Regions from separate parts of the Homo sapiens genome. Here regions 1 and 3 are each linked to region 2. Evidence: read pairs that join two places in POLR2A ChIA-PET (ENCODE). Cell type or tissue: PC-9. All regions are shown on one strand. Each heading gives the region's core, and the rest is flanking DNA. Links, peaks and the distances in the headings are about the cores only. Region 1 holds the start of LOC124904775 (a long non-coding RNA gene). Region 2 overlaps ZSCAN5A-AS1 (ZSCAN5A antisense RNA 1). Region 3 overlaps TTYH1 (tweety family member 1).

Evidence for each region. Peaks named below come from ENCODE experiments on the same cell type or tissue, not always from the same donor. Only the 100,000 strongest peaks of a DNase experiment are listed, where the experiment ranks them.
Region 1: POLR2A ChIA-PET joins it to region 2 with 11 read pairs; 15 of 35 experiments call an interaction of 5 or more read pairs at or near these places.
Region 3: POLR2A ChIA-PET joins it to region 2 with 15 read pairs; 2 of 35 experiments call an interaction of 5 or more read pairs at or near these places.

Annotation. Positions count from the first base shown.
Region 1 is chr19:56,254,207-56,263,966 of GRCh38, forward strand. All of the region lies in intron 2 of ZSCAN5A (zinc finger and SCAN domain containing 5A), which reads right to left. LOC124904775 (a long non-coding RNA gene) reads right to left here and starts at 6,762. Exons shown (of 2, transcript XR_007067350.1): 1 at 3,448-6,762; 2 at 853-3,303. In PC-9, for the core only: no CTCF peak of the experiment used is centred there; no DNase peak of the experiment used is centred there.
Region 2 is chr19:56,327,450-56,337,209 of GRCh38, forward strand. All of the region lies in intron 1 of ZSCAN5A-AS1 (ZSCAN5A antisense RNA 1), which reads left to right. It also overlaps a transcript of ZSCAN5A not described here. Among named protein-coding and RNA genes, the nearest start is that of ZSCAN5A, 17 kb to the left of the region's middle. In PC-9, for the core only: CTCF peaks have their summits at 6,270 (motif pointing left) and 6,469; a DNase peak (open chromatin) is centred at 6,222; H3K27me3 peaks cover 2,119 bases.
Region 3 is chr19:54,426,602-54,436,361 of GRCh38, forward strand. TTYH1 (tweety family member 1) reads left to right here. Exons shown (of 14, transcript NM_020659.4): 5 at 72-167; 6 at 2,706-2,778; 7 at 3,281-3,356; 8 at 3,949-4,004; 9 at 4,212-4,304; 10 at 4,498-4,590; 11 at 8,941-9,083; 12 at 9,227-9,272; 13 at 9,490-9,570; 14 at 9,732-9,760. The coding sequence ends at 9,528. Among named protein-coding and RNA genes, the nearest start is that of TTYH1, 16 kb to the left of the region's middle. RefSeq lists an enhancer at 4,250-4,544. In PC-9, for the core only: a CTCF peak has its summit at 4,618; DNase peaks (open chromatin) are centred at 4,540, 5,060 and 5,750; H3K4me3 peaks cover 2,522 bases; H3K27ac peaks cover 3,821 bases.

The DNA.
Region 1 (9,760 bases), core at 2,592-7,591, 74 kb before region 2:
TATACAAATCATTGTTGTTGGTCCCAAAGTATTACATAAACTTTGGTTGCTATATATAATTACATTCTAATTAGTGTATAGACTATTTTATTTATTATACAATTTCAGGAGGAGACCAATGTTTTCATCATCTTACCTATTAGTTGTAACAAATTCTAGGATAAACTGCTAACATTATTATATTATTTTTTCTGGTGTCAAATGAGGTCTTTGTAGCATGTGTCACAATGTCCTCCCTTTGGAAAGGGGAATAATATTCCATTGTACAGATGGACCATATTTTGTTTATCTATTCCTTCAGTGAACGCTTGGGTAGCTCCTACTTCTGAGCTATTGTGAATAACGTTGCAATGAACATAGGAGTATGAGTTCCTGCTTCCAATTTTTTAGGTACATAAGCAGAAGTGGCATTCCTGGATTATATCGTAATTCTATGTTTAATTTTTGGGGGGGGCTGCCATGCTGTTTTCCTTGTGTATTAACAGTATACCAGGGTTCCCATTTCTCCACATCCTTGGCAAAATTTGTTATTTTCTGTTTTTTGATAGCAGTGGTGTGGTTTTGATTTACATTTCCCTAATTATTAGTGAGGTGGAGTGCCTTTTCTTGTGTCTGTTGGCCATTTGTAGACCTTCTTTGGAGAAATGTCTAAGTTCTTTGCCCATTTTAAAATCATGTTGTTAGTGTTTTGTTGTTGAGTTAGCGTTCTTTATATACTCTGGAGATGAACCCCTTTTCAGATATGTAATGTGCGAATATGGTATCCCCCTATTCCATTGGTTGCTTTCACTCTGTTGATTGTGACCTTTGATGCAAAAACTGTGAGTTTTAAAATATATATTTTAAAATATATATTTTCTTATTACAATTTTATTTAGGAATAAGTGAGGTACAGTAAATGGCACGTTATCAGTTTATGATTTGTCGTGTTCTGACATTTTCACAGGCTTTCTGCATTTTTAAAGCTGCTCCCATTGGAAACAGGAAAGGAACTTCCATTTTAGTTAGGAAAGCTTTTGAATAATATTTAGATAGTCCAAAAAATACACAAAGTGATATATAACCTACAATTCCAAGAACGTCAATATTGAGCAAAGCGTGGACAATAGCCGGCTGAGCGCACAAGGTGGGGAGTGGGGAGGGAAGCTATGGATTTGCCTGTGGTAGGGAAGACTTTGCCCAGTCAGCCACAGAGAATTAGAAAGTCTGCCGCCCGCTGCTGCCCACGAGCAAACAGAAAAACAAAAAACCCAACCTGCCTCAGTGCTCACAGGCCGACTCTGTGCCGTAGCCCAGTGCAACTCTCCACCTGCCATCTCACTGTTTCACTCCCTCTAACGGGTCCACGTTGATTAATTCCCAAACCCCTCTTGCCTGTGACCCAACGTGGTTTTTCCCTTTGGCTTTTTTTTTTTCTCCCTCAAAGAAGCTGTTTTTCTTGCCAGCCCTGAGATGGGTTGAATAAACTGATCATAATTACACAGCCTACCTGGACGGATGAAAAACATGGTGTCGTCTATTCTCAGGGTCCCTAGGAGGGTTGTTAGGGTGGTTTTAATGAGTCCCAAAGCACCTGGCTCTATTTCTGCCCGTTGAGCTGCTAAACTGGCATCAAAAAGTTAACTCTGAGGAGGCAGAAAACATGATTTGTTAACTGCTGGCCTCAAGGGTGACTTGATTTATTTCAGGGCTTATTTAAAAAACAGTAATTATTGCCTGTTTCCAATCCTGAAGATAACATACATGCATGTAGTGAATACATTTGGAAATTGTATTCCCATGAAACTTTTAATGAGATATTTGAATAGAACTTGTTAAGTAGCTGGTAAAGTTCAGAAGAGAAAATGCACACACACTAAAAAACTAGAAACACAATAAAAAGAAAGAACAGTCAGGAGGAAATGCTTTAAAATACAGAAAAAAGGATAATGGAGAATATATGTCATCCATAATCCCACCATAAAGAGAGGATTTTAAATTTTTTGTTGTTTTGTTTGTTTGTTTGAGACAGGGTCTTACTCTGTTGCCCAGGCTGGAGTGCAGTGGTGCGATCATAGCTCACTGCAGCCTTGACCTCCTGGGCTCAAGCAATCCTCCCTCCTCGGCCTCCTGAGTAGCTGGGATTATGGGTGCACACCACCACACCCGGCTAATCTTTTGTGGTTTTTGTAGAGACAGAGTTCTGTCATGTTGCCCAGGTTGGTCTTGAACTCCTGAGCTCAAGTGATCCTCCCACCTTAGCCTCCCAACCAAAGTGCTGGGATTACAGAGTAAGCCACTGTGCTCAGCCTGTATTTTTAATATGTAGTGCATGTCCTTACATTTTTCAGGTGTGTGCGTGTATACATATATACATACATGCATTATATATATTGTATATACACATATCCACAGACACGTATTTTAAGATGCAGAAAAACGGGGGAGACACTGAGGAGATTTAAACATGGGTGTGGCATGATTCAAATTTCATATCATTCTGGCAGTTAGTGTGGAGACAGATATAGGGGCAGCCCCTGGTGGCAGGGACCAGTGGGCAGGTCACCCAGGGCTTGATCCCTGACATCCAGTCGTGTGACGATTGTGTCCTGAGTTCAGGGAAGGGCTGTTGATGAAGCAGAAGAAATGTTTGAGAAGCACTGGAAAAATCCGGAGCCACCTGTTTTGCGATGGATTATCTGTTGCAGATAGTGGTGAAAAAAAAAAGCAAACAGGTGGTTCTGGGATCCCCCCGAAAGGGAAACCCAAGATGAGGAGCTGGTGGGAAGGGGAAATTAAATGCTCATTTAACTTAACATGTGGGATGTCCAGAGGTGTATTTGCCATCAGGGGAATACCTGCGTAAGGGCTCTGGAATAGACACCTGACTTGGCTATCATTTCTAGCGGGGTTAGATAGCCCCTCAAAAGACAGAGTGTGGAGAGAAGAGCCACATGTCAGGCTTAGGTCCAAGAGGGGCGAGTTTGCAGAAGGAGTGATGGCAGGAGAGCGGGGAACCAGGGGCATCCCAAGTTTGGACAGAAGCAATGTGAATGGACACGAAAGGAGAGATTCGAGTGAGATTTACACGTTAGAATCCCTGGAACCAGGTGACTGATCAGGGCTGGGAGAACAAAGGGAGGCAGGTGGAGATGAACCCAAGGGCTGATCTCCACGTTCCCAACAGATGTCACGGGAGGATACAGAACACTTGTCCCTGGGATATGGACTGCAGTGTCCCTGCAGTACTAAACAGACCATTGGTATGTGGGAGCGAGATGCCCACCATTGTTACCTGGCTGAAGAGCTGGTCCCCTTTCACACCTGGCTCCTGCCTCCCACCACTGCCCATCTTCTTAGACACAGGCGCCGGGGGACTCTGCAAGCCTTTCACACCTGGCTCCTACCTCCTACCACTGCCCATCTTCTTAGACACAGGCGCTGGGGGACTCTGGAAGCCTTTCACACCTGGCTCCTGCCTCCCACCACTGCCCATCTTCTTAGACACAGGCGCCGGGGGACTCTGCAAGCCTTTCACACCTGGCTCCTGCCTCCTACCACTGCCCATCTTCTTAGACACAGGCGCCAGGGGACTCTGCAAGCCTTTCACACCTGGCTCCTGCCTCCCACCACTGCCCATCTTCTTAGACACAGGCGCCGGGAGACTCTGCAAGCCTTTCACACCTGGCTCCTGCCTCCCACCACTGCCCGATCTTCTTAGACACAGGCGCCGGGAGACTCTGCAAGCCTTTCACACCTGGCTCCTGCCTCCCACCACTGCCCGATCTTCTTAGACACAGGCGCCGGGAGACTGCAAGCCTTTCACACCTGGCTCCTGCCTCCCACCACTGCCCGATCTTCTTAGACACAGGCGCCGGGAGACTCTGCAAGCCTTTCACACCTGGCTCCTGCCTCCTACCACTGCCCATCTTCTTAGACACAGGTGCTGGGGGATTCTGCAAGCCTTTCGCAGGTTCCCAGGACTCAGCTCCCACCCGCCTCTTGGTGCTATAACAGGGTAGTGAGGGGGTGTGGTTTCAGCACAACCAAGCTTATCTCTTCTGTGAGCCTTTTCTGGGCCACCAATAGAGTCTTCCATAAATACTGAGCACTGACTACGTATCAGGTCTCGTGTGGGCACAAGGGACACTGAGAGGAAATGGAGTCCTTGTCCTTGAAGGTCTCACCTTCCAGTGTGGGGGTGACGGACACGCCTTCCAGTGTGGGGGTGACGGACACGCCTTCCAGTGTGGGTGTTGACAGACACACCTTCCAGTGTGGGGGGTGACAGAGACGCCTTCCAGTGTGGGGGTGACGGACACACCTTCCAGTGTGGGGGGGTGACAGACACACCTTCCAGTGTGGGGAGTGACAGACACACTTTCCAGTGTAGGGGGTGACAGACACGCCTTCCAGTGTGGGGGGTGACCGACACGCCTTCCGGTGTAGGGGGTAACAGACACACAAACACACTTGCTGTGGTTTTTGAAGATGATCACAACACTCTCCCATCTGATCTGTTCAAATGTGTCAGGTCCTCATCAAGAGGTGGAGTTGGATTTCCATCCCCTTGCATCTGGGCAGGGCTGTGACTTGCTTGTCTCCAACAGAAAGTGGCAGAAGGGACATTGCGTGACTCCTGAGGCTAGGTCAGAAAAGACGACACAACCTCCCCCTTAAGTGCACGAAGGCCTCAGTTCCCCTCAGCTGTCCCATTGTCCAGAGGCTGCCATGTTGTGAGGGAGCCCCACCTAGCCCACGACACACGGAGAGGACCTGAGACAGCATGAGAAGAGAGAGCTGGTGGGTGGGCCCCAGCTGTTTCAGTCACCTGGAGATCCAGCTCTAGTCAGCACAGAAGAGACCCTGAGCCTAACCACCCAGCTGAGCCCACCACCGATTTCCTGACCCACAGAGATACTAAAAGCACTGTTGTTCTGAGTCACTGAGTTTTGGGGTGATGTGTTATACAGCTACAGATAACTGGAACAGCATTGTGTCTTCCCACCCTGTACTTATTTTATTAATTTTTTTTTTAAAATAGAGATGAGGTCTTACCATGTTGCCCAGGCTGGTCTGAGCAACATGGTAGAACCATGAACTTCTGAGCTCAAGCAATCCACCAGCCTCGGACTCCCAAAGTGCTGGGATTACAGATGTGAGCTACCGCGCCTGGCTGCACCCTGTAATTCTGATCTTACCCTCTTCTTACCTGGACCCTCGTACGATTTCCCTGGGATCTCAGTCTCTAGAATTCAATCAGCCTTTTCTTTGGGATTTGGTTCCTGTTCATGCCTCTCGTTTACCCGTTCTGTCCTCTCTGCCCCTTTTGTTTATTGAGAGGCACTTGTGAGATCTATGGAGGTATGCTTGTGGCGTGTGTACTAAAAATTTTAGTGGCAGAAAATTCATGTGTTTGAGTAGCTAAAAATGGATTTTAAGGGAGTTTCATACTCAGGATTTGTGTGCATGCCAAGCAGCTTATCTGAAAGTAAATGAAAAAGTTGACCGGGCACGGTGGCCCACGCCTGTCATCCCAGCACTTTGGGAGGCCAAGGCAGGTGAACTGCTTGAGTTCAGGAGTTTAAGATTAGCCTGGGCAATGTAACGAAACCCCATCTCTACAAAAAATATAAAAATTAGCTGGGCATGGTGGCACTTGACTGTGGTCCCAGCTACTCAGCAGGCTGAGGTGGAGGCTAGTTTAAGCCAGGGAAGTCGAGGCTGCAAATGAGCTGTGATCGTGCCCTTGCACGCCAGCCTGGGTGACAGAGCGAGACCTTGTTTTAAAAAAATAAAAATTAAAAAATTGTTAAATGCTATAAAAAATGTTTTTAAAAAGAAAAAAGTTAATAAAAATAACAATGAAACAATATCGGCAAGGAGAACACCACTAACTTCAGGTTTGAGCCTCTGCTCTCAACTAGCAAAACTTTTCTAAGCTCTGTAATATCTACCAACCATGGACATATTAGAGAATATTTTGGGAAATATATAGATTTTGTTTTAGTAATTAAATATTTTTTTACTTTTTTTTTTTTTTTTTTGGAGACAGTTTCACTCTTGTTGCCCAGGCTGGAGTGCAATGGTGCGATCTCGGCTCACTGCAACCTCCGCTTCCAGGGTTCAAGCAATTCTCCTGCCTTAGCCTTCCTAGTAGCTGGGATTACAGGCATGTGCCACCACGCCCGGCTAGTTATGTATTTTTAGTAGAGATGGGGTTTCTCCATGTTGGTCAGGCTGGTCTCGAACTCTCGACCTCAGGTGATCCGCCCGCCTCGGCCTCCCAAAGTGCTGGGATTCCAGGCATGAGCCACCGCGCCTGGGCTTTTTTTTACATTTTTTTAATTTCTTTTTTCTTTTTTTTCCCTCTGGTGTTGAAACTAATATAATTACATATTTTAATGTGCAGTAAAATATCAGTAGGACAAAAATCTGCAATTTTATTGTATTTAGGTATTGCTTAGGATAAAGCTACAGTGACCATCTAAGTAAACAAGTTAATATGTTTGAGGAAAATCAATCAATAAAAAGTAATACTAAGGATACACATGGAATTGACAAAAAACTAGGAGGTGGTACTTTCTTGAGAGAAGCTTGGGAAGCCCTGAGCTAGAAGATATTTTTCTTTTAATTTATAAACATTTGGAGAGCACTCTTTTTTGTAAAAATTACCTCACTTAAACTCCACAACCAACTGCAAGAAACTGTTACACTCATTTTATAGAAATGGAAAATGTGGCTGGGCGTGGTGGCTCATGTCTGTAATCCCAACACTTTGGGAGGCCGAGGCGGGTGGATCATCTGAGGTCAGGAGTTCAAGACCAGCCTGGCCAACATGGTGAAACCCCATCTCTACTAAAAATACAAAAATTAGCCAGGTGTGGTGGCAGGCACCTGTAATCCCAGCTACTTGGGAGGCTGAGGCAGGAGAATCTCTTGAACTTGGGAGGCGGAGGTTGCAGTGAGCTGAGATTGTGCCACTGCACTCCAGCCTGGGTGACAGAGCAAGACTCTCAAAAAAAAAAAAGAAAAAAATAAAATGTAGGGAGCTTAAGTGACAGAGACAGGAATTAAGTCCAAAGCCTGGCTGATGGCCAAATTGATGTTGTCTACAGGATATGGTACTGATCTCCCAGTGGTAGCTCAGGGGCTGTGACATTCCTAGAACAGGCATCTAATCTGCCTCCATTAATCATGGAGGACTTCCTGAAGGAAGTGACATCTGAGCTGGGACTTTCCCTTAGCTCAGGGACATCTTTCTCCCAAGCATGGCCCCCACTGGTGAATGAAACCTAATTTTCTTTAGAGAGAACCCTGTTATCTGTCCAGTATTCCCCAGAAGAGGCTGGATAAAGCACAGATAGCTGCCTGACTTGAAAGTGTCTTTCAGGACTGGATCAGATCCAGGAGCAAATTGAGAGAGAGAGGGAGAGAGAGAGGGAGACAGAGAGAGAGAATCAAAATACAACTGAAAAGTGTATTAGGGGAGAAAAAGGGGAGAAAAAGAGATTATTTCTTCAGACTAATATCCTGTTTGGAAACACCAAAAACTGATATTATTGAAAATTTCACATGTAAAATAAAGAGCTTAAATAACAATTCAAGTCTAAAGTTTGGCTATCACAATTTTTCTTTATTTTTGTTTGTTTATTGAGGTATAACTTACATATAGTGAAGTGTACAATTCTTAAGGTTACAGTTTAATAAATTTTTACATATGGATAGACGGATAGATTCACATAACTATGACCCAGATAAGAAGACACAATATTTCCAGTACCTCAGAAGTCTCCCTCTTGCCCCTCCAATCTGTGCCTACCTACAGGTAACCACTTTTCTAACTTTTTTTTTGAGATGGAGTCTCACTCTGTTGCCCAGGCTGGAGTGCAATCTCAGCTCTCTGCAACCTCTGCCTCCCTCCCAGGTTCAAGTGATTCTCCTGACTCAGCGTCCTGAGTAGCTGGGGTTACAGGCGCCTGCCACCATGATCGGCTAATTTTTGTATTTTTTAGTAGAGACAAGGTTTCACCATGTTGGCCAGGTTGGTCTGGAACTCCTGGCCTCAAGTGATCCACCCGCCTCAGCCTCCCAAAGTGCTAGGATTACAGGCATGAGCCACCGTGCCCGGCCCACTTTTCTAACTTCTATCACCATAAATTAATTTTGACTATTTTAGAGTTTCATAAAAGTTGTATGTTACAGTATGCAGTCTCGTTTCTAATTTTTTTTTTTTTGTTTTTTTGTTTTTTTGAGACGGAGTTTTGCTCCTGTTGCCCAGGCTGGCGTGCAATGGCATGATCTTGGCTCACTGCAACCTCTGCCTCCTGGGTTCAAGCAATTCTCCTGCCTCAGCCTCCCAGTATCCCAAGTAACTGGCATTACAGGCACCCACCACCATGCCCGGCTAATTTTTTTGTGTCTTTAGTAGAGACGGGGTTTCACCATGTTAGCCACACTGGTCTCGAACTCCTGACCTCAAGTAATCCACCCACCACAGCCTCCCAAAATGCTGAGATTACAGGCATGAGCCACTGCGCCCGGCCCTGATTTTCATTCAACATTATATTGATAAAAGTCATCCATGTGGTTGTATGTATCGATAGTTCATCCTTTTTATTGCTGTGCAATATTCCATTGATTTATTTATCCATTCCTTGATTTATTTATCCATTCTATTGTTGACGGACACTTGGATTATTTCCAACGTTTATCTATATGGGTAATTATGCTGTAAGTCGTTTTGCATATGTCTTTTGGTAGAAACAATACTTTTTTAAAAACAAATTTAGTAGATTATAAATTCCTTAGTGATGGGTAAGGTAGGAGTATGTATTACTGAACATAGAGACACTTGGTAGAGACTCCTCACATGCACATCTGAATGATGCCTTGGGACTAGGCAGTGATCCTTTGCCCTTCTTGGGGCCAGGCATACCTCCAATGACTTGGTAACAGCTTCAACTCTTCTTCCAAGAAGATTGCCCACATACTCAACATTTAGCATTGGGCTTCTGGAATGTGGTGATATCTAAGGTTCTTCCAGCTTTGGCCTACATGAGACGGTGAGCTGGGTGAAGTGCATTTTAAGGGCAAGCGCTGAGCTCCAGCTTATGAGGAATAGCCCTCCAATGTGCCAGGAACATGTTATGTGCCCTCTGGAACAAATAATATTTCACTTTTCCGAAAGCCAGAGCTTTGGGATCCCAGATCTAGTAAGAATCATCTTATTCATCTTCCTTTCATCTCCAAGCCAGAAGGAGGCTCGTTGAATTTACAGGGATGGAGTTGCAAAGGGCATTAAGGAATCCTGCATCTATGCTATCAGGACCTACCAGTCCCAAGTGGCTTTGATAGATAAAATGTTCTGAGTGCCTTAACCCAGAAAAACTGCAACTCTAGACCCTGGATGTTCTAAACGACGCAATCAGAACATCTTCCCATATTCTTTGGAAGAAACTCTAACACTTTCCTCTTTCTACTTCTACCTAAAACATCTGAAAGAAGGGAGGCGAGAGAGGAGAGAATTATGCATTTAAACAAAGACAAGGAATTGCGAAAATCACCATTTTTAAAGAAGTATAGATTTCATAAGAACCTCTGAGATGATGATAATGCATGATAATAACATGTAATAACAATAATTATAATAGTATTATGCTTCTATGAGCCATATAAATATTATATGCTATACATATTGCTAAGTGTTTTACAACCTTCACCTCATTTATTTCCCCCTAAAAGTCTATGATTTTATGTAAGAGGAAAATGAAGCTCCAAG
Region 2 (9,760 bases), core at 3,159-8,158:
ATTAATAATACATTTACTATGTTTATATATTATGTTTTATAATGTACATGTTAAATATGTATACCATATAAGTCATACACATATTGAATATAAATATGCACATTATATTAAATGACATTAAATATATACAAATATCTTATATGTATGATATATAATTTTACATCCCAAAATGCATATTTTACAATATAAGTGCATGCATATCTTATACTATCTAGGTATAAATGTATTTTATGTATTCTATACAAATACTATACAATACATAAATTTATGTATATATTCAATTTTACACATCTACTAATATATGTAATCTATTTTGTTTTTACATGTGTATTTACATACACATGCGATACATATGCACTGTAGTTCATGTATTACATATGCATAGTTGTGTGTTATATGTAGTATTACATAAGTATCCATACGTGTATATATTTCCCATGTAAATGAATATGTGTAGTATAGATAATTCATATATATCAAAATATGATAGTATACATGATATATTCACATTAGTACATATTTTGATACATATACATTATAAACCTTACATACATTTATATTATGAAGTATATCCACATAGTTAGAAGTAGCTTAATAATAAACTCAACATTTATGGTAGTGGTCATGTATGGGAGTAGCACAGTGAAGGGAGAAAGAGAGAAGCATGGATGGACAGGAGAAGTGATCAGTGTTTACTCCTTAGGTGGATGGGGATGTTTTTGGTAGTTCATCATTTTACTATGTTTTATAACTGACATGTATGTTGCAAGTTGTTTTTTCAACATATTGAATACTTCCAAAGATACAATTATAAAGAAAAATGCTGTCACAGAATGCAAACTTCCTGTTTTAAAAATTTTACTATTTTATTATAAAATAATTTTAGTTTTATGACATTAAAAAAACATATTTGTGGCCAGGCGCAGTGGCTCATGCCTGTGATCCCAGCACTTTGGGAGGCCTAGGCAGGTGGATCACGAAGTCAGGAGTTTGAGACCAGCCTGACCAACATGGTGAAACCCCATCTCTACTAAATACAAAAATTAGCTGGGCATGGTGGTGCGCACCTGTAATCCCAGCTACTTAGGAGGCTTAGGCAGGAGAATCACTTGAACCGAGGATTGCAGTGAGCTGAAATCACACCATTGCACTCCAGCCTGGGCTACAGAGCATGACTCTGACTCAAAAAAAAAAAATTGTTCCAAAAAATGGGTAAAATATGGTAAAGAAGATAATCACATAAACCAAATGTGGGTCAAAGAAGAAATATGGCCAGGCGCGGTGGCTCATGCCTGTAATCCCAGCACTTTGGGAGGCCGAGGCAGGTGGATCATGAGGTCAGGAGATCGAGACCACGGTGAAACCCCATCTCTACTAAAAATACAAAAAAAAAAAATTAGCTGGGCATGGTGGCGGGCATCTGTAGTCCCAGCTGCTGGGGAGGCTGAGGCAGGAGAATGGCGTGAACCCAGGAGGCGGAGCTTGCAGTGAGCCGAGATGGCGCCACTGCACTCCAGCCTGGGCGACAGAGCGAGACTCCGTCTCAAAAAAAAAAAAAAATAAATAAATAAATAAATAAAAGAAATGTAACAGAAATTTTAAAAATAATTTGACCTTGGCTGGGCATGGTGGCTCATACCTGTAATCCCAGCATTTAGGGAGGCCAAGGTGGATGGATCAGTTGAGGCCAGAAGTATGAGACCAACCTGGCTAACATGGCGAAACCCCGCCTCTACTAAAAATACAAAAATTAGCTGGGCGTGGTGCCATATGCCTGTAAACACAGCTACTTAAGAGGCTGAGGCACGAGAATCAGTTGAATCTGGGAGGCAGAAGTTGCAGTGAGCCGAGATCGTGTCACTGTACTCCAGCCTGGGTGACAGAGCCAGGCTCTGTCTCAGAAAACAAAAACAAAAACAAACAAACAAACAAAAGTTGAACTAAATAAAAATGAAGTTACAACTTACCAGATTTGTAGGATGAAGCAAAAGAAATGCTAAGAGGGAAATAGGAGAGTTATAGTATTAAGTATATCAGTAAAGAAGATAATTCTATATTCAATAGTCTATGTTTATACCTTAGGAAACTAGAAAAAGTACTGTATTCTGTACTCTAATCCCAAAGCAAGCAGAAGAAATAATAATAATAATTGGAGTAGAAATTATTGAAATTGAAAATAGAAAAATAGAGAAAGTCAACATCTAAATATTCCTTGAAATAGTCAATACAATTTAAAAAACATAAAAAAAAAGTTTTTCATGATAATTTACTTTCTCACATCTTGGTAGGTCAAATATCTTATTTTGTTCTTTGTGTATCACCATTGTAATCTGGGTAGTTTATTTATCCCAACAATGAATGTTTTTATTTTTAAAAAATTTTTATTTCAAAACTAATTTCCACTTTAGGTTCATGGAATACATGAGTAGGTGTGTTACTTAGGTATGTTGCATGATGCTGAGGTTTGATGATTGATCCTGTCACTCAGATAGAAAGCACAGTACCCAATAGTTTTTCAGCCCTTGCCTCTTGTCTTGCTTCTCCCCTCTGGTACTCCCCAGTGTCTACTGTTCCCATCTTTATGTCCATGTGTGCTCAGTGTTTAACTTCCACTTATAAGTGAGAACATGCAGTGTTTGGTTTTCTGTTCCTGTGTTAATTCACTTAGGATAATGGTTTCTACCTGCATCGATGTCACTGCAAAGCACAAGATTTTGTTCCGTTTTATGACTGCATAGTATTCCATGGTGTATATGTACCACATTTTCTTTATCCAATCCACTAATAATGGGCAGCTATGTTGATTTCACATCTTTGCTTTTGTGAATAGCGCTGCAATGAACATATGGGTGCATGTGTCTTTTTGGTACAAAAATTTATTTTCTTTTGGATATAAAACCAGTAATGAATTGCTGGGTCAAAGGATAGTTCTGTTTTAAGTTCTTTGAAAAATCTCCAAACTGCTTTTCATAGTGGCTGAACTAATTTACATTCCCACCACAGTGTATAAGCATTCCCTTTTCTCAGTAGCCTTGCCAGCATCTCTTGTTTTTTTTACTTTTTAATAATAGTCATTTTGACTGGTGTAAGATGGCATCTCATTATTGTGGTTTTGACTTTCATTTCTCTGACGACTAGTAAAGTTAAGCATTTATTCATGTTTGTTGGCTGCTTGTTTTCTTTTGACAAGTGTCTGTTTACATCTTTTGCCTACTTTTAAGGGGGTTACTTTATTTTTGCTTGTTTAGTTGTTTACTTTTTATGTTGATTCTGAATATTAGACCTTTTTTGATGCAGTTTTTGAATATTTTCTCCCATTCTATAGGTGGTCTGTTACTCTGTTATTAGTTTCGTTTGCTGTGTAATTAGATCCAATTTGTCATTTTTTTGTTGCAATAGCTTTTGAGAACTTAGTAATAAATTTTTTTCCAAAGCCAATCTTCAGAATGGTGTTTCCTAGGTTTTCTTCTAGACATCTCTTAGATTGAGGTCTTACATTTAAATCTTTAATTCTTCTTGAGTTAATTTTTGTATATGGTGAAATGTAGGGGTCCAGTTGCATTCTTCTGCATATGCCTAGCCAGCAATCTCAGCACCATTTATTAAATAGGTAGTTCTTCACCATTGTTTTTCTGTTGTTGCCATTGTCTAAGGTCAGATGGCTGTAGGTGTGTGGCTTAATTCTGGGTTCTGTTTTTTGTTCCATTGATCTATGTCTGTTTTTGCATGCTGTTTTGCTTATCGTAGTCTTGTGGTACAGTTTGAAGTCAAGTAATGTGATGCTTCCAGCTTTGTTTTTGTTGTTGTTTAGAATTGCTTTGACAATTCAGGCTATTCTTTGGTTTTAGATGAACTTTAGAGTAGTTTTTTTCTAGTTCTGTGAAAAAAGATGTTAGTAGCTTGATAGGATTGGCGTTGAATATGTAATTGCTTTGAGCAGTATGGCCATTTTAACAATATTGATTCTTACAATTAATGAACATGGAATGCTTTTCCATTAATTTTTGTCATCTATTATTTTTTTCAGCAGTGTTCTGTAGTTCCCCTGGTAGAGATGTTTCACCTTCTTGGTTATATATAGTCTAGGCTTTTTTTTTTTCTTTCAGCTATTGTAAATGGAATTGCATTCTTTTTTTTTTTTTTTTTTTTTTTTTTTGAGACGGAGTCTCGCTCTGTCACCCAGGCTGGAGTGTAATGGTGTGATCTCGGCTCACTGCAACCTCTGCCTCCTGGGTTCAAGCAATTCTCCCGCTTCAGCTTCCTGAGTAGCTGACATTACAGGCACCCGCCATCATGCCCGGCTAATTTTTGTATTTTGGTAGAGATGGGGTTTCGTCAGTTGGCCAGGCTGGTCTTGAACTCCTGACCTCAGGTGGTCCACCCGCCTCGGCCTCCCAAAGTGCTGGGATTACAGGTGTGAGCCACTGCGCCCAGCCTAGTATTTCAAAGAATTTTTTTTATTTCTCCCTTAATTTCATTGTTTACCTAAAAGTCATTCAGGAGCAAGTTATTTAATTTCCATGTTATTGTGTGGTTTTGAGAGATCTTGGTATTGATTTCTATTTTTATTGCACTGTGGTCCAAGGGTATGGCTGCCATGATTTTTATTTTTTTTAATTGATTGAAACTTGCTTTAGGCTGAGCTTGTTGTCCATGTGTTCCATGTGCAGATGAGAAGAATGTGCACTCTGTAGTTGTGGCTTCAGTGTTCTGTAAATGTCTATTAGGGCCAATTGGTCAAGTGTCAGATTTAAGTCCAGGTTTCTTTGTTAGTTTTCTGCTCTGATGATCCGTCTAATGCTGTCAGTGGGGTGTTGAAGTCCCCTACTATTATTGTGTGGATGAGTCTTTTCATAGATCTAGAACTACGGCTTTATGAAGCTGGGTACTCTAATGTGGGGTACGTATGTATTTAGATAGTTAAGTCTTCTTATTAAATTGAGGTCTTTATCATTATGAAATGTTTTTCTTCATACTTTTTTATTTTTGTTGTTTTAAAGTCTGTTTTGTCTGATCTAAGAATATCTACCCCTGCTCTTTTTTGTTTTCCATTTGTATGATTTTCTTCCAACCTTTTACTTTGAGCCGTATGGGTGTTGTCACATGTGAGATGGATCTCTTGATAACAGCAGACAAATGAGTCTTTCTTTTTAAAATCAAACTTGCCACTCTACGCCTTTTGAGTAAGGCATTTAGGCCATTTATATTCTAGGTTAATAGTGATATGTGAGGTTTTCATCCTTTCATGAAGTTGTTGCCTAGTTGCTTTGTAGGTTTTTATTGGGTGGTTGCTTTATAGGATCTGAGGACCATATACTTAAGTGTATTTTTATGGTAGCAGGTATTGTTCCTTTGTTTCCATGTCTAGAATTCCCTTAAGGATTTCTTGTAAGGCTGGTCTAGTGGTAACAAATACCCTTATTGCTTGCTTGTCTGTAAAATATTTTATTTCTTCTTTGCTTTTGAAGCCTAGTTTGGTGTGACATAAAATTCTTTGTTGGAATTTCTTTTCTTTCAGAATGCTGAAAATAGGCCTTCAATCCCTTCCAGCTTGCAAGGTTTCTGCTGAGAAGTCTGCTGTTGGTCTGATGGAGTTCCCTTTGTGCATAATCTAACATTTTTCTGTAGCTGTCTTTAAGATTTTTTTTTTTTAGTATTGATGGTAGACAGTGTGGTGACTATGTCTTGGTGATGTCTGTTTCGTATAGTATCTCCCAGGTGTTCTCTGGATTTCTTCTATCTGGATGTCTACCTCTCCAGCAAGATTAGGGAGATTTTCTTAAATTATTCTCTCAAATATGTTTTCCAGGTCATTTACCTTTTCTCCTTCTCTCAGAAATGTCATTAATTCATAAGTTTGGTCACTTTATATAATCCCATCTTTCTCAAAGACTTTATTTTTTTTTTAATTCTTTTTTTTGTTTGAGTTTCTTCAAAAGACCAGACTTCAATTCCGAAATTCGTTCTTCTGCTTGCTCCAGTCTATTGATAAAGCTTTTAATTGTATTTTGAAATTCCTTAATTGAGCTTTTCAATACCAGAAGCTCTGACTGATTTCTTTTTGACATGTTTATCTCTTCCTTCATTTACTAGATTGCTGTAGAAATATTTGTGTTGATTTTGAACCTTGCCTTGGGTGTTGCTGAGCTTCCTTGCAATGCATGCTTTGAATTTTTTGAGAGCTTCTCTTAGTAAACAATAATAAAGTATATACCTAGTGACATTGGCCACAGCCATCTCTTATTCATGCATGCCATCTGCTGGTAGTATGCCAAACTGCACAATAGCTCAATATAAAGCCAGACATGAGAAGAGTCCATAGGGCTATAAAAGCAAAGCCAAAAGATGGTAGCAAACATACTGTATGCTCACACCTTCTAGGGAGACAGGGGAAAGGAAAAAGAAAAATATATATATATATATAAGAATCTTGTCTGCATGAAAATAATTACAAAAATTAGGAATGCCAACATCTCCAGATGAGAAGAAGCCATTGTAAGAATTCTGGCATCATGAAAAATCTGAATGTTGTGACACCACTGAAAGATTACACTAGCTCTTCAGCAATGATCCCTAACCAAAATGGAAAATAAGAGATTACAGATTTAAAAATTCAAAGCATGCATTCCAAGATGGACAAGTCTGGAATGGGCAGGCCCATGTACAGGCTTCCTGATAGCAGACACAAGCACCAGTGTCAACCATGTACCCAGAGGTGTGACTAGCCATGGAGATCAGATAGGAAACCTCCTTGGCTCCAAGTTCTCTGCATAGAGTGGGGTGTTCTAGATGCCTGGAGGTCTGCCTGGGCTTGGACTATAGACCACCCCACTGCACCACAATCTCTGCAAAGAAAGGGTGGGGTGGCTCACAGACTGCCTATTTTATCACATCTCTACCATTTGGTGATGATCTGATCTTGCACAAATTATTTTATTATTATTTTTAAATTTTTTATTTTGTTCACTTTTCCAACATGATGTATCAGTTACATTGACATAACCATTTATTTTTATTTTTTATTTCTGTGGGTACATAGTAGGTGTATATGTTTATGGGTTACATGAAATATTTTGATATAAGCATGCAATGCATAATAATCACATCAGGATAAATGGGGTATCCATCACCCCAAGAATTTATTTTTTGTGTTACAAACACAAATATAGAGCTCCCAGAGGAATGGGCAGAATTCCATCTTTGCTATTTCTCAGCCTTCACTGGTGATACCTCCAGGTACTGGAAAATCTGAGATGACTAGGGACTGGAGAGGACTCCTAGCAAACCACAGCAGCCCTATAGAAAAGTGGCCAAATTATTAAAAGAAAAAAATACTCATCCAAAGGTCAGCAACTTCAAATATTAAAGGTAGGTAAGCCCACAAAGATGAGAAAAAAATCAGCACAAGAATGGTGAAAACACAAAAAGTCAGAGTGCCCTCTTTTCTCCAAATGACCACATCACCTCTCCAGCAAGGGTTTGAAACTGGGCTGAGATGGCTGAAATGACAGAAGTAGACTTCAGAATACGGATAAAAACAAACTTCACTGAGCTAAAGTATCATGTTTTAACCCAATGCAAGGAAGCTAAAAAGTCATGATAAAGCATTGCATGAGCTGACAGACAAAATAGCCAGTGTAGAGAAGAATGTAACCAGCCTGACAGAACTGAAAAACACAATAAAAGAATGTTAAAATGCAATCACAAGTATTAATAGCAGAATAGACCAAGCAGAGGAAAGAATCTCAGAGCTTGAAGACTGCCTTTCTGAAATAAGATAGGTAGACAAGGATAGAAAAAAAAAAAAGAATGAAAAGGAATAACCAAACCTCCAAGAAATATGGGATTGTGTAAAGAGAACAAATCTATGTCTGGTGTACCCAAAAGAGATGGGGATAATGGAACCAATTTGGAAAACATATTTTAGGATATCATCCATGATAACTCCCCCAACCTAGCTAGCCAGGCCAACATTTCCATTTGCTTGGTAGATCTTCCTCCATCCCTTTATTTTGAGCCTATGTGTGTCTCTGCATGTGAGATGAGTTTCCTGAATACAGCACACTAATGGGTCTTGACTCTTTATCCAATTTGCCAGTCTGTGTCTTTTAATTGGAGCATTTAGCCCATTTACATTTAAGATTAATATTGTTATGTGTGAATTTGATCCTGTCATTATGATGTTAGCTGGTTATTTTGCTCATTAGTTGATGCAGTTTCTTCCTAGCCTTGATGGTCTTTACAATTTGGCTTGTTTTTGCAGTGGCTGCTACCAGTTGTTCCTTTCCATGTTTAGTGCTTCCTTCAGGAGCTCTTTTAGGGCAGGCCTGGTGGTGACAAAATCTCTCAGCATTTGCTTGTCTGTAAAGTATTTTATTTCTCTTTCACTTATGAAGCTTAGTTTGGCTGGATATGAAATTCTGGGTTGAAAATTCTTTTCTTTAAGAATGTTGAATATTGGCCCCCACTCTCTTCTGGCTTGTAGAGTTTCTGCCGAGAGATCGCTGTTAGTCTGATGGGCTTCCCTTTGTGGGTAACCCGACCTTTCTCTCTGGCTGCCCTTAACATTTTTTCCTTCATTTCAACTTTGGTGAATCTGACAATTATGTGTCTTGGAGTTGCTCTTCTCAAGGAGTATCTTTGTGGCATTCTCTGTATTTCCTGAATTTGAATGTTGGCCTGCCTTGCTAGATTGGGGAAGTTCTCCTGGATAATATCCTGCAGAGTGTTTTCCAACTTGGTTCCATTCTCCCCGTCACTTTCAGGTACACCAATCAGACGTAGATTTGGTCTTTTCAGATAGTCCCATATTTCTTGGAGGCTTTGTTCATTTCTTTTTACTCTTTTTTCTCTGAACTTCTCTTCTCGCTTCATTTCATTAATTTCATCTTCCATTGCTGATACTCTTTCTTCCAGTTGATCGCATCAGCTACTGAGGCTTGTGCATTCGTCACGTAGTTCTCATGCCGTGGTTTTCAGCTCCATCAGGTCCTTTAAGGACTTCTCTGCATTGGTTATTCTAGATAGCCATTCGTCTAATTTTTTTTCAAAGCTTTTAACTTCTTTGCCATTGGTTCGAACTTCCTCCTTTAGCTTGGAGTAGTTTGATCTTCTGAAGCCTTCTTCTCTCAACTCGTCAAAGTCATTCTCCATCCAGCTTTGTTCCGTTGCTGGTGAGGAGCTGCATTCCTTTGGAGGAGGAGAGGTGCTCTGATTTTTAGAGTTTCTAGTTTTTCTGCTCTGTTTTTTCCCCATCTTTGTGGTTTTATCTACCTTTGGTCTTTGATGATGGTGACGTACAGATGGGTTTTTGGTGTGGATGTCCTTTCTGTTTGTTAGTTTTCCTTCTAACAGTCAGGACCCTCAGCTGCAGGTCTGTGGAGTTTGCTGGTGGTCCACTCCAGACCCTGTTTGCCTGGGTATCAGCAGCAGTGGCTGCAGAACAGCGGATATTGGTGAACCGCAAATGCTGCTGCCTGATCATTCCTCTGGAAGTTTTGTCTCAGAGGAGTACCCAGCCGTGTGAGGTGTCAGTCTGCCCCTACTGGGGGGTGCCTCCCAGTTAGGCTACTCGGGGGTCAGGGACCCACTTGAGGAGGCAGTCTGCCTGTTCTCAGATCTCAAGCTGCATGCTGGGAGAACCACTACTCTCTTCAAAGCTGTCAGACAGGGACATTTAAGTCTGCAGATGTTACTGCTGCCTTTTGTTTGTCTGTGCCCTGCCCCCACAGGTGGAGCCTACAGAGGCAGGCAGGCCTCC
Region 3 (9,760 bases), core at 2,838-7,837, 1.9 Mb before region 2:
GGAGGGTTGCTGTTCCGCCGGGGTGCCTGGAGGCAGGTTTGTGGTTTCAGCCCTACCCTCTCCCCTCCCAGGTGGCTGGCCTACGTCCTCCTGCTGCTCCTGGAGCTGCTGGTCTGCCTCTTCACCCTCCTGGGCCTGGCGAAGCAGAGCAAGTGGCTGGTGATCGTGTAAGTGCAGGCAGTAGGGGGACCCAGTGCTTGCCTGGCACTCTCCTGGCAGGCAGGACCTCAGTCTTACAACTCTCCTACACGGAGGACCGTGGTCCTTCACGGCCGGGTACACACGAAGAAAAGAGAGTCAGAGCAGCCCAGGAGGGAGGCGGGGACAGACCTGAAAACAGGCAGCCCTAACAGTATGAAGTATGCTGGAATCATGGCAGAAATAATCATTGTGTTGGCAATAAAGATGAGGATGAGGCCAGGCGCGGTGGCTCACACCTGTAATCCCAGCACTTTAGGAGGCCGAGGTGGGTGGATCATGAGGTCAGGAGTTTGAGACCAGCCTGACCAACATGGAGAAACCCTGTCTCTATTAAAAATACAAAAATTAGCTGGGTGTGGTGGCATGCGCCTGTAGTCCCAGCTACTCAGGAGGCTGAGGCAGGAGAATCGCTTGAACTCAGGAGGTGGAGGTTGTGGTGAGCCAAGATCACACACCATTGCACTCCAGCCTGGGCGACAGAGTGACACTCCATCTCAAAAAAAAAAAAAAAAAAAAAAAAAGGCTGGGCGTGGTGGCTCACGCCTGTAATTCCAGCACTTTGGGAGGCCGAGGAGGGCGGATCACGAGGTCAGGAGTTCGAGACCATCCTGGCTAACACGGTGAAACCCCATCTCTACTAAAAATACAAAAATTAGCCGGGCGTGGTGGCGGGCGCCTATAGTCCCAGCTACTCGGGAGGCTGAGGCAGGAGAATCGCTTGAACCCGGGAGGCGGAGCTTGCAGTGAGCTGAGATTGCACCACTGCACTCCAGCCTGGGCGACACAGTGAGACTCCATTTCAAAAACAACAACAACAAAAAAAAAAAACAGATGAGGATGATGATCTATTGAGGGTCATGCACGCTGAGTCCTTCAGTTGCCTCCACCCCATGAAGGAGCTACCATAAGGCTCCATGTGGCCGGTCAGGGACCTGACTAAGAGCGCAGAGGGTGGCCAAGTCCAAGACTGAGCCGTCCTTAAGTGTCGTGGCAAAGCCGCAGGACCACACTGATTTCACAGCTCGCTCTACGCGCCCGACACTCTTCTCTGCACTCCCTGGAGCACCTCATGCCCCCTGTGAGGAAGGTGCTTCCTTCTGCCTGTTTTTTATTTCTGTTTTTTATTTTGAGAAGGTCTTGCTTTGTTGCCCAGACTGGAGTGCAGTGGCATGATCACGGCTCACTACAGCCTCTGTCCCCTGAGGCTCAAGTGATCCCCCCACCTCAGCCTCCAGAGTAGCTGGGACCATGGGCTTATGCCACCACTCCCGGCTAAGTTTTTTTTTTTTTTTTTTTTTTTTTTTGAGCTGCAATTTGGCTCTTGTTGTCCAGGCTGGAGTTCAGCGGCGCGATCTTGGCTCACTGCAACCTCTGCCTCCTGGGTTCAGGCAATTCTCCTGCTTCAGCCTCCCAAGTAGCTGGGATTACAGGCGTATGCCACCAAACCTGTCTAATTTTGTATTTTTAGTAGAGATGGGGTTTCTCCATGTTGGTCAGGATGGTCTCAAACTCCTGACCTAAGGTGATCCGCCCGCCTCAGCCTCCCAAAGTGCCTGGATTACAGGCATGAGCCACCGTGCCTGGCCTAAGTTTTGTATATTTTTGTAGAGATGGAGTCTTGCTATGTTGCCCAGGCTGGTCTCGAACTCCTGGCCTCAAGTGATCAGCCTGCCTCAGCCTTCCAAAGTACTGGGTTTACAGGCATGAGCTACCATGCCTGGCCCTTCTCCCTGTTTAACAGAGGGAGAGACTGAAGATCAGAGAGGTTGGACCACTTGCTCAGGGCCACACAGCTAGAAGTGCTAGAGCTGGGATTTGAACCAGACAGGCCATTCTCATTGGAGGAGTCCCTGCATTCTCTCTGGCCCTGGTGGGGTGAGGCAGAGTTGAACCTGTACCTCCATTGCCCCTGAGAGAGTGGGAGAGACCCCGCGTAAGGCTTGCAGACCCATAAACCTAGCCAACACAGGGCAGGTCTGGGACTGGAAGCCAGGCCTTCAGTTTGGGGACCCCTGGGTGCCCTTCTTGCTTACTGGTCACCCTACCAATGCTGACACGCCCCCTGCACCCCTCCCCACCCGGAAAGTCCAGAGACTTTCAGATTTCAGCCCTGGCACTGTCTCCCATTCTCAGAGGAGACAGGGCAGAGCCAGAGGCTGATCAGGCTGTGGGTGGACTTGGGGGAGCCTTCGGGGGAAGTGAGCCCAGAGGTGAGCAGTCACCGTCCCAGGGTCCTGGAGCTGGGATCCAAGCTGCGACCACCCAGCCCAGGGCCCTGCTCATACCCCACACCCTGCTCATCTGGGCAGGAGCCAGATGTCCAGCTGGACATCAGCAGCCACTGGCCTACCCCCAACCACTGAACTTGTGTTTCCCTAATTCTGATCCTCCAGGCTCCAGAGGTGGGTGGAGGTGGGGGGCGGCTGTGATGGGATTTGGGGTGTGGAAAGAGGCTAGGCTAGGAGATTAAGAACCCCGGGCTGATCCTCCCTCCCCCACTCTAGGATGACAGTCATGAGTCTCCTGGTTCTCGTCCTGAGCTGGGGCTCCATGGGCCTGGAGGCAGCCACGGCCGTGGTGAGTGCCAGGGCCGGGCCATTGGGCTCTGGGACTCAGGGGGCCTGGAGACTTCAACTTCTGGATCTCGGGATGGCATGGCTTAGTAGAGAAAGGAATTGGGGGGCACGATCACAGCTCTGAGGTTTAGGGCTTGTTTCCTGGGGCCTGAGTGGGTACAGATTGGTGTCCTGGACGTTTGAGCTGTAATGGAGGAGGGGCTGGAAACCTGGATTCCTAGGTCTGAGGGAGGAGGGGCTGGGGGTCTGGACTCCTGGGTGTGAGGGAGGAGAAGCTGGGGGCCTGGACTCCTGAGTCTGAGGGAGAAAGGGCTGGAGAGTCTGAACCCCTGAGTCTGAGGGACGAGGGGCCTGGGGCCTGGACTCCTGAGTCTGAGGGAAGAGGGGCTGGGACCTGGACCCCTGGGTGGGGAGGGGAGCTGGGGAGCCAGGCACTGGGTGCTGTGGGAGTGTGGAATCGGGGCAGTTTTGGGTTTGAGCCCCTTTTCTGCTGCCTCACGCAGGGCCTCAGTGACTTCTGCTCCAATCCAGACCCTTATGTTCTGAACCTGACCCAGGAGGAGACAGGGCTCAGCTCAGGTGATTTCCAAGGGCCCGGTGGGTCCGCCGGGTTGGGCAGTGCAGGCCCTGGCTTCCTCAGGCCTCCTCTGTGCCCGGTCCTGCCCAGGGTGGGGTGGGGGTGCAGCCTGCCAGGCGAGACCCAGCCCTCTGGAAGGGAAGCAGGGCTCCTGGCCACTCCCCAGCTCGGAGCCCTCCTGGAGCCCCGCCACCCGCCAGACCCTCATCCCTTCTGCTCCAGCTGGCAGCGCCTCTCCTGGTGGGCTGGAAAAGAGGGCAGGATAAAGATAATGGTGCCAGGAAGAGAGAGGAGGGTCAGGAGAGGGTGCTCCTGGGCGTCAGGAATGGGGAGTTTGGCCCCCTGGAGAAAACTGGGGAGCACCATTTAGTCAGGGGTTCCCAGGGAGTATAGGGTTGCCCACCAGCGCCTGCTCTGGCTGTGGCAGGAGCAGAAGGGACGCGGGGCTGGCGGGTCTCTGAAGGTAAGGCCATCGGGCTCCAGGGCTGGGCTGAGGCCCCTAACCCTGCTAACCCCCCAGTGCCCGGCCTTCCCCCGGGAGATCCCTGGGGGCCCAGGCTCATGGCCTCCTCCCCTCTCCTCCTCCCACTTCAGACATCCTGAGCTATTATCTCCTCTGCAACCGGGCCGTCTCCAACCCCTTCCAACAGGTTAGGGCTGCGGGCAGGGGAAACGGGTGTTGAGGGAGCCAGAAATCTGGACTCTGAAGGGAGGGGGCGGGGCTGGGGCTGGGGCCTGGACTCCTGGGTTCCGGGGAGGATGCAGGCCAGGGGCCCGAGTGCTGTGTCCGGAGGAGAGGAGAGAGGGCCGGGGGCGTATACTCCTGGGTCCTCCTCCCTCCCTTTCTCTTTCTGCAGAGGCTGACTCTGTCCCAGCGAGCTCTGGCCAACATCCACTCCCAGCTGCTGGGCCTGGAGCGAGAAGCTGTGCCTCAGTTCCCTTCAGCGCAGGTCGGTGGGTGGGCGCTCCCCAGACACGCGGACCCCACGGGGAAGGCGGACGGGGCGGGATGGAGCTGTGGGGCGTAGGCGGGGCTGCAGAGCTAGGCGGGGCCTTGGGTTGTGGGCGGGGACGCAGGGCGGGGCCAGGGCGATGGGCGGGCCTGAAGAGTTCGTGGGAAAACGACCCCTCCTCGCCCCGCAGAAGCCTCTGCTGTCCTTGGAGGAGACTCTGAATGTGACAGAAGGAAATTTCCACCAGTTGGTGGCACTGCTACACTGCCGCAGCCTGCACAAGGTGAAGCCCCTCCCCTCCCAATTTCTTCTCCCACGGGGGGCCTCTGTCTCGACCCACAGAACTACCTCCTCCTTCTCCTTGGACCCCTGCCATTGCGCCTGAGGATATCTCTGTATCCTCTGTTTATATGATTTATCTGTCCTATATCTATTCTCTACCTATTTATAACCTGTCGTCTACCTACCTATCAAGCATTATCCATATTCCTTCCCTCCTCCCTCCCTTTCCCCCCAACTCCCGCACTCCCCGCTGGGTCCCCATCCCACCCTCCCCGTCCCTTCCTGCCACCTTTTCCTTCCTTGTCTTCTCTCCTCTCTCCGTCCTCCTGCCTCTCCCTCCCTCCTAGAGGCTGCCGCTTAGTGAGTTCTGGAGCAAGACTGCCTGGGTTCCAGTCCTACCTCCTGACCAAGGGCAAGTCACCTAACTTCTCTGTACCTCAGTTAGTTCCCTCACTTATAAACCTGGGATTGCAAGAGTGGGCACCTGTCCAGCTCCCCTGCGGCTTGTGCTGTTCATACACTGGACAGGCAGGGGTGGGCAGGGTGCCCAGGAGGAAAGATATCTGGTGTCCTGCAGGCTCCAGTTTGGGCTCTGCCGCAGGCTGCACGGCCATAGGCAGGTGAGCGTGGCTGACTCTGCTTCCCACCCGTACCGTGAGGAAGGACGAGTTTTTTTTGTTTGTTTTTTTTTCACTGGATGGCTGTGAGGATTGAAAAAAAAAATCCCCTTATAAAACAGTAGGAGCTGGCCGGGCGCGGAGGCTCACACCTGTAATCCCAGCACTTTGGGAGGCCCAGGCGGGTGGATCACCTGAGGTCAGGAGTTCAAGACCAGTCTGGCCAACATGGTGATACCCCGTCTCTACTAAAAATAGAAAAAGTTAGCCGGGCATGGTGGTGGGCGCCTATAATCCCAACTACTCGGGAGGCTGAGGCAGGAGAATCGCTTGAATCCACGAGGCAGAGGTTGCAGTGAGCCAAGATTGTGCCACTGCACTCCAGCCTGGGCAACAAGAGCGAAACTCTGTCACAAACAAACAAACAAAACCAGTAAGAGCTGTTCTAAAACACACACCCGAGGATGCCTTTCCCCGGCCAGTCTTCCCATCAAAGACCTCACATGTGCATAGCTTCACCAAGTACCTGACCCTGTTGCATTTCACAGGTGGTAACTCATCGATGCCTCATAACAATGCTATGAAGAAGGAACTATGATTATCCCACCTAACAGGTTAGAAGATGAGGAGCAGAGTTGAGGGACCTTCCCAAGGTCACACGGCCAGCCAGCCCATGCACACTGAGGAGAGAGGGACCTTCCGGAGGGCCCCGCCCTCTGCCCCCCACAGCCAGGCAGTTGCCCAGTTTTGTCCTTTCTGCTTCTGGAATGTCTTCATCCATCTACTCTCAATGCCCAATGCCCCTGCCGCAGCTGAGGCCTCGTTCTCTCCCCTGCAGAAGGAAGCATGGCCCCCTCCCCATCCATCCCCCCATGGACCCTAGAATAGGGCTGCCAGATTCAGCAAACAGCAAACCACTCTGCTATAAGTACGCCCGGTGCAATGCTGGGGAGATACTTATACTAGAAAATTATGTATTGGGCATCCGATACTCAAATGTAACTGGAAGTCCTGAATTTGATCTGGCAACCCTACCCAAGAGGGATTTGTCTACGCCATCGCATGGATCTGAGCTTTCCCTGGTCTGGCTCAGACAGACCCCTTCTGTGGCTCCCACTGCCTCCCACCCTTCTGGAACTGGCATTCCAAAAAGGGAGTGGGGAGTAAGCACTGAAGCCATGCTCAGAATTGCTGACTATTGAGCTGAGAAAGGCTGGGCCCCCACCCAGCCCAGGGCTGCCCTGATCTTTTGCATAAGGATAAACTGGGGTTCAGGCGCTTTTCTGTGGCCTAGGCAGAAACTGGGCTGGAATACAGGCCCCCAGACTCCTTTGTGGAGGGAGGGAAGGGAAGGAAGAGGACAGATCACTCTACCCTTCCCTACCACTGCACCATGAGACCCTGGGTCTCCATCTCCCCTGTCAGTGTGCCAGGGTCCTCACAGATTAAAATCAAGAATAAGCGGCGGGGCCGGGCACTGTGGCTCACGCCTGTAATCCCAGCACTTTGGGAAACCAAGGTGGGCGGATCACCAGAGGTCAGGAGTTTGAGACCAGCCTGGCCAGCATGGCGAAATCCCATCTCTACTAAAAATACAAAAAAACTAGCCGGGCGTGGTGGCACACCCCTGTATTCCTAGCTACTCAGGAGGCTGAGGCACGAGAATTGCTTGAACCTGGGCAGTGGAGGTTGCAGTGAGCTGAGATCGAGCCACTGCACTCCAGCCGGGGTGACAGAGCGAGAATCCGTCTCAAAAAAAAAAAAAAAAATAGGAGGGGGCTAGGGATGGGTGCCTCGTGCCTATAAACCCAGCACTTTGGGAGGCCCAGTGGGGCAGATCAGAACTCCTTGAGCTCAGGAGTTCAAGACCAGCCTGGCCAACATGGTGAAACCCCATCTCTATTAAAAAAAAAAAAATCAACAATAAGGGACATCAGGGATGAGGATGAAGGAGGGAGGGCACTGGAGCCTAAGAGAATCAGCTCCAATATCGCTTCTGCCCCTTCCAGACAGTGTGACTCTGGGCAAGTAGCTTGCCTTCTCTGGGCTGCAACTTCTTTCCACCATTGCAAGAGGCGGCAGCGTGAGAGGGTCAGTGTCTGCCTGGCAGGGCTGTTGTGAGGATGAAGGACAGTGTGCATGTACCAATACTCTCAAAACAGAGCCTCCATTGCCCCGACAGGTCCGTACCCCAACCCTCACTGGCTTAGTAACAGACACCCCACCTCAACCAGGTGCTCCTGCCAGAAACTCAGGCTCTTAGCTCCCACAACCATTCTCAGAACAAGTTCTGTTGGCCCTTCCTCTGAAACCTATATGGACTCCCACCGCTGTTCCTACCACCATTGCTGTGCCCTGGTCCCCGCATCCTAGCCACCATGACCACAGGGGCCTCTTCCCTGTCCCCCCTCGCCTACCCCCGTCTGTCCTCCATGCAGCAGCCAGCCAGCCAGGTGATCCTTTTAAAACACAATCCGATCAAGTTCTTCCTCTGCTTAAAACGCTCAGTGATTCCCCTCAGACATGGATTAAAATCCCTGTTCCTCGCCCTGACCTACAAGGGCCTGGGTGGTCAGTCCTGGATCTGTCTGCCTCTGGCCTCAGCCCCTCCCAGCTTCCTCTGCACAGCCCTCTGCCTGGCTCCTTCCTGGAGGACCCATCCCTGCTAGTGGGGTTACCCGACCTACCCCTGCCCTGCACTGACCCCCGCCCTCCTACCTCGTTGCACACCAGCCTCTGAGATGACCTTCTCGGTCCTGTTTACCGAAGTTTCCTGGTACTGGGGGCAGCGCCTGGGGCAGAGCAGGCTCTGTCAACCCCCACTGAATACATACGCTGTGCAGGTGCTTAGCACTCGGTGAAGGCCGTTTCTGCTGATTTCTTGGGACGACAGTCATCAGAGCCAGCATTTGTTGGCATGTTGAGTGTGTATTGTGTGCGCGGTGTCATCTTGAGCCACTGGTTGGTTTTTCGACGTGCTGTTCCACGTGCTCTAGGCCAGTGATTCTGCCCCCAGGGACACCTGGCTGGGTGAGGAGTTCTGCCCCCAGGGACACCTGGCCGGGTGCCGAGTTGCTGTTGGTTGTCACACTGCAGGAGGGGGTGCTCCTGGCATCTGGTGGGTGGAGCTGAGTGGGGCTGCTCAGCACCCCACAACACACAGGGCAGCGCCGTCACCACAGAGAATGATCTGGCTCAAAATGTCAGCAGGGCCCAGGTTATGAAGCCCTCGCCCCTGGACCAAGGCGGAGCTGGCGGTGGCTGGCCTGTGGGCGCTTGGTGCAGGGGAGGATGCTCTTGCAGGAGGTGCCGCTGCCGGGAGGGAGAAGGGAAACGGAAGTAGCAGTTCTCACGTTCCTGGGTAGATGAAGATGGAGGAGAGGGCCCAGGGCTGGTGGGAGATGCTGGACTGGTTCTAGATGTGGGGTGCTGACTGGGGAGGACCCATGTGAAAGGGAGATAGGGGCCTGCAATGACAAGGGCGGGTGCAGCTCAGGAGAAGCCAAGTCTGGAGGCTGGGCAATTAATTCCTGAGTGCCAGGCCTATCACACCAAAGACCCCACTGTACCCACTGTATTCTCAGAACTGCCCTTTGACAGGGGAAACTGAGGCACAGAGTGGTCAGTTGACGTGTGCAGTACCACAGCCGGGAGGACGGTCAGACTGATGTGCACAGTGTGTGCCGATGGGGGAGGGGGTGGGGACGCATGGCCTGATGACGCCCTCCCCTCAGGACTATGGTGCAGCCCTGCGGGGCCTGTGCGAAGACGCCCTGGAAGGCCTGCTCTTCCTGCTACTCTTCTCCCTGCTGTCTGCAGGAGCGCTGGCCACTGCCCTCTGCAGCCTGCCCCGAGCCTGGGCCCTCTTCCCACCCAGGTCAGGAGCGGGGGAGGGTAGGGTCCTGGGGAGGGAAGAGGAGGGGCAGCACCTGGGGACCACGGTGGCAGTGGGGGTGGGGGGTGCAGCCTCCTGATGGGTCCCCATCCCGCCTCTCTGCCATGCCCCGCATCAAACCCCAGTGACGACTACGATGACACAGACGATGACGACCCTTTCAACCCTCAGGTACTGGATGCCTGGGTCTGAGGGAGGAGGGGCGGGGGGTCCTGAACTCCTGGGTCTGAGGGAGGAGGAGCTGAGGGCCTGGCCGCCTGGGTCTGAGGGAGGAGGGGCTGGGGCCCGGACTCCTGGGTCTGAGGGAGGAGGGGCTGGGGTCCCACAGTACAAAGCCAATTCCCACTCCATTCCCTCCTCTCCCCCGCTACCCCGAATCTCCTAGCAGGAATCCAAGCGCTTTGTGCAGTGGCAGTCGTCTATCTGAGCCCCTCCTCCCGGCTGGACTGGAGCCTGGCTCCCCTCTTCGGTGAGCTTCCAAGGGCCACCCCAGCTCCTGCAGCCGGGCCTCTGCCCCCCTCCCGCCCTCCGAGCTGCTCCAGGCATGGGCTGCGTGCCTCCTGCTGGGTGGATCGCACCGGGCAGGCCCTCCAGCCTGCATCACTGCCCTGTCTCTCCCTCTCTCCGCAGTTCCTTCCCTGGCTGCCGGAGGAGACCCC